2 separate regions of the Homo sapiens genome follow, and region 2 is linked to region 1. A link is an interaction called in ENCODE POLR2A ChIA-PET data of the cell type or tissue named here. Cell type or tissue: OCI-LY7. All regions are shown on one strand.

Region 1 (2,500 bases):
ATTTTGTTGAAATCTAGGTGAGAAATTGAGTAAGAATTCACAATAAGGCAGAAAAATGTGCCTTAATTTTTGGCCTGAGGTTTTCCATAAGGAGTTAAGGTAAATCTTTGTAGGCAGGAGTGTGGAGGGGTTGGGATGGTATTAGTTGTCAAGGATTTTCTGCAGACCGGCAGAGGATACTTTTTCTATCCCTGGATACTGAGGTATGACCCCTGTGGACTTATTTTACTTTTTAGGGTATTGGTAGGAATTTTTGTTAGTGACTCGGTTAGGTTAACCCTGAACTTACTATAACAGACCCAAATGCTGCCATGGCAAAATTCCTTTGCAAACTGATAGGAAAATAAACTGCGTGAGAGCTGAGCCTTGTATAGGATATACCTGTTCAACAAAAACCTGGTATTACAAAAAAAAAAAAAAAAGGTGAGGAGCATAGTGAATTAGCATTTTGTATTAATTCAATAATTCAACTAGCTTTATTCCAAAGTGACCCCAAGTAAATCAGATCTGCTGTTCAAAAGTAAAGAAAGAAAATACACTTACCCAGAACAACTCCAAAAGAGTGGAGTTGAAAAGGAAGAACAAACAAACAAACAAACAAACAAAAACCAAACCCATAGCTGCTGAAGTTTCAGCCTCAGTGTTATATGCATTAATGTACAGGAGAGGTATGTGTCCCTTGATGTCCCTGGCTCTTTAACAGGCACGCATTTCAACCATGGGATTCACCATAAGAGTAAATTTTGACACATTTTGACCCAGGAAGTAAGATACAAAATTTGACACGTCTTTGGCATTTAGAAAAAACGTACAAACTAGAATTCCAGCTTTTAGTTTTCTGGGTTGTTTAGGAAGTCAATTAAAGGAAAATGACATTCTTCATGTGTTTTATAAATGCTATGGAAATTCCCTACCTAAAAGTGAATTTAACTGAGCAATAGCCTTTTACTAAGGAAGGTCAAATTTTCTTCTCTTTGAAGCCTTTCAGGCTCCTAACCAGTTTGCATATTGAGCTTCCCAGAACTATTTTCAACTACCTGGGGCAGTTGAGCATGAAGAACACCATTCTCGATGTCTTTAGCTACAAATTGGTACGCAAATGGGCTCCGGAGGCCTGGTGAGGAGGGGCACACCCCTTAAACCCGTCTGTTTATTACTGAGGAAGTTCTGATCAAGTTTATGGTGTTAAAGACTCCAACATATCAACTCCATTGAAAAGCAGGACAAGCCATTGTAAATATGAACCATCAAAGCATTAGCCATTTCAATGAAATGAAGCAAATCAATTGTTTTTCAGAAAGGTGCCTTTCAGATCTCCTTTCTCAGGTTCTGAGTTTCTGTATTAAGTTCACATTAAAACAACTTGTGCTAAGAGGATTTTAACTCAGGATTTTGGAAGGTCAGTGAGTTGGCCAGTAAACCATGATTTCCCTAATCTGTGGCAAAACAACAAACATGCTACTTTAAAGCCATTTAAAATTATTCGGTGACATTAGCACTAGGACAAAAACAAAATAGCTAAAATAATGGCAGTGATTTAGATTTTGAATTTGCTTCTATGTATCAGTTTTCTTTTATTTAATATAACATTAATTGTCCTCCCTCCTCATATCTGTTCTGGATATGTGTTAGATGCTTGTGGACTTTAGAGATGTTAGTTTTGTAAATAAAAATGTATTTGGTTAATATATTTGTAATTTTGTGTTGTATAAAATAATTTCAGATGCAAAGAGGATGTTGAATGAGGTTTCTGAATAAACCAGTAAAATAGTAATTACCATATCACATACTGATTATTTATTCTAATATTAGTTGAGTGCCTTCTATGTAGCAAACATTGGATTCAGCATTCTTGGATGTTATTTCACTGAATGTGAACATTATCAGCCTCCATGCACTGTAGGCTTCTAGAGATTGGAGATATTTTCAAAACCTTTGTTTATCCTTAGGAACTAGTAATGTGCCTAGTATATAATAGGTCCTCAAAAATGTTCTGTTAGATAAATATGAATATATGTAGGCATTTTTTTAAAATATTAATCTCTGGGCTGAGAATTTGAATTCAACATATGAAGTCATTTGGACAAAGCAAAAACAGAGAAGCAAACTACAGAATTTTTTTTTGTGTGGTCACAACAAAATTTTAGCAAATATTTTGTAAGTTGCATCTACATTTAAATTGGGAAGTGACTGAGATTAGAGGAATATATTTTGCCTATAAATTATATTGTATTGAGCAAGTATAAAAATAAACCTGCTGTTAGCTAGAAGTTTTGGGACATTTCTTGAAGGTGAGCTATTTTATTAAAATTAAAGCTAGATAATGAAAATCAGAACACCTGACCCACAGTCAAAGAATTACTTCTCTTTTAACTGGTTAGATGTTACTTTTGTATAATACACAACCTACCAACATGGATAGGTAGGTAAAGAGATAGAGAGAGATAGATAAAGAAAGAAATAGAGATGGGGTTGGAGGGGAGAGAGAGAGAGAGAGTCA
Region 2 (2,500 bases), 76 kb before region 1:
AGTATATGAGAAAAGAGTATTAAAAAAATCATGTTAAGAGAAATTTCCAATTTATTCAGTGAATAAATGGATATCAAGTACTACACCATGAATCAGGCTCTATGTCAAACTGAGATATAGCTGTCCTCACAGTAACAAGGTCTCTGTCCCCATGGAACTTAGGAAACTTCTGCAGTCTAACAAACAATACTTGAGTTTTGAGTTTTGTTCTCATGAAAGCACACTCTTCTACTTTTCTTATACAATATGTGAAAAGAAATTAAAGCCAGAAAAATAAAATTCAAACAACATATGGGTTATATCTGGGTTTTCTATGAAACTCAAGTAGCGTCTTACTAAAGGAAGTTTTTCAAATGTCGATATAGGGCACATCCCTATCAATTTTTATAATCCAGTTAAAATTCAAAGATAAGTGCCTGATTCAGTTTCCTGATAAAACAAGTCAGTACTCTTTAAATATATCTGTAATTTACACACTGATTCCTCATAGGTCTGAAGACTCTGCCTTTATAGTTTCTCAGTACTATCATATAAAAGTTTTTGATAACTTAATAGTTTAACCAAGACCACATGTATACAACTACCTGACTAGAAAATCCACCTCCATGGGTCACCTTTACAGAAATACTTAATTTCATGAGCGGAAAACAGCAATTTCTTATATTAAATAGCAAATTCTGAGTTAAGCCAAAGAAGAATTGTCCCATCTTTAACCAACAGACCTATATTACTAACTGTATTAAATAAAGGACTCTTTAACCAGGCATGGTGGTGTGCACCTATGGTCCCAATTATTAAAAGGCTGAGGCAGGAGGATTGCTTGAGCATGGGAATTGGAGGTTACAGTGAGCTATGATCATGCCACACTGCACACCAGCATGGGCAACATACCAAGACCCTGTCTCAAAAAAAAAAAAATAAGAAAAAAAAGTTTTAAAATAATAAGTAAAATATATGATCCTTTATTATTTATCTATATTGCAGAGATAGGAAAATTTGTAAAAGACAAAGTGGAGGAGACATTTAAGTTGAAACCTAAAGGATAGAGAAAAGCTGGTTAAGAGAAAGTAAAGAATAAAAAGAGTATGCCAATAGAGTACCATAAGCACGACTAGAAAGACAGAGAGCAGACTGTATTCCAGAAACTAGTTCAGAATGCTATGACCCTAGTCGTCTAGGGAATGACAAGATGTGAGCCTGAGAGGCAAGCAGTGGTCAGATCACACAGGTTGGGTATGCAGACTGTTGCCAGTTTACAAGGAGATTCAGTCAGTCAATCACTGTTATTTGTGGATTCTGTATTTGAGAATTCACTAACTCAGTAAAATGTATTCGTAACCCCAAATCAATACTCATGGCACTTTTGCAGTCATTCACAGACATGCTTAGAGCAGTGAAGGGTTGGAGTCTCCCTACATGCACACTCCTAGCTGAGGCTGAAGGAGACACTCTGCCTTGTTTTAACTTTCTCATTGTAAACTGGTGTTCTTCCTACAGCTATTTAGTGCCACATTTTTTCCATTTCTGTGCTTTTTCTTGGCTACAGCAATGTTTAAAATGGCCCACAAGCATAATGCTGACGGGTTGTGCAGTGTCCCTAAGCACAAGGATGCAATGTGCCTCTCAGAGAAAATATGTGTTGAATAAGCTTTTTTCAGGCACGTTATTGGCCATCCATGAGTTCAAATGTTAATGAATCAACAAAGTATATTAAATATAACTATTATTATCCACTTCCTCTAACAGTACAGTATGCCCAAAATGTATGGTGCTATGAGTTTGCATTAAAGTTTGTTGTTTGAAAAATTGAAGGCTGGGTGCAGTGGCTCATGCCTGTAATCCCAACACTTCGGGAGGCCGAGGCAGGAGGATCACTTGACCCCAGGAGTTTGGGAACAGCCTGGGCAACAGAGTGAGACCCATCTTTACAAAAAATGAAAAATTAGCTGGACATGATGGCACGCACTTGTGGTCCTAGCTACTTTGGAGGCTGAAGTGGGAGAACTGCTTGAGCCTGGGAGGTTAAGACTGCAGAGAGCTCTGATTATGCCACTGCACTCCAGCCTAGGCAACAGACCAAGACTTTGTCTTAAAAAAAAAGGGGGTGGGGAGTGGGGGGCCAGCCGCGGTGGCTCACGCCTGTAATCCCAACACTTTGGGAGACCAAGGTGGGTGTATCATGAGGTCAAGAGATCCAGACTATCCTGGCCAACATGTTGAAACCCCGTCTCTACTAAAAATACAAAAATTAGCCGGGCGTGGTGGCACGTGCCTGTAGTACCAGCTACTCGGAAGGCTGAGGCAGAAGAATTGCTTGAACCTGGGAGGCGGAGGTTGTGGTGAACCGAGATAGCACCACTGTACTCCAGCCTGGCAACAGAACGAGACTCCATCTCAAAAAAAAAAAAAAAAAAAAAAGGAAAATTCAATGATTTCTTTCTTTTTTTTTTCCTTTTTCTTTAATCTCAGAGTTTTGTTTTTAAAATTTATTTATTCATTT

Evidence for each region. Peaks named below come from ENCODE experiments on the same cell type or tissue, not always from the same donor. Only the 100,000 strongest peaks of a DNase experiment are listed, where the experiment ranks them.
Region 2: POLR2A ChIA-PET joins it to region 1 with 6 read pairs; 3 of 35 experiments call an interaction of 5 or more read pairs at or near these places.

The regions. Positions count from the first base shown.
Region 1 is chr1:218,215,796-218,218,295 of GRCh38, reverse strand. No RefSeq gene overlaps it. Among named protein-coding and RNA genes, the nearest start is that of RRP15, 68 kb to the left of the region's middle. In OCI-LY7, no CTCF peak of the experiment used is centred here; a DNase peak (open chromatin) is centred at 1,065; H3K4me3 peaks cover 1,269 bases; H3K27ac peaks cover 2,500 bases.
Region 2 is chr1:218,291,447-218,293,946 of GRCh38, reverse strand. All of the region lies in intron 1 of RRP15 (ribosomal RNA processing 15 homolog), which reads right to left. Among named protein-coding and RNA genes, the nearest start is that of RRP15, 7.4 kb to the right of the region's middle. In OCI-LY7, no CTCF peak of the experiment used is centred here; no DNase peak of the experiment used is centred here.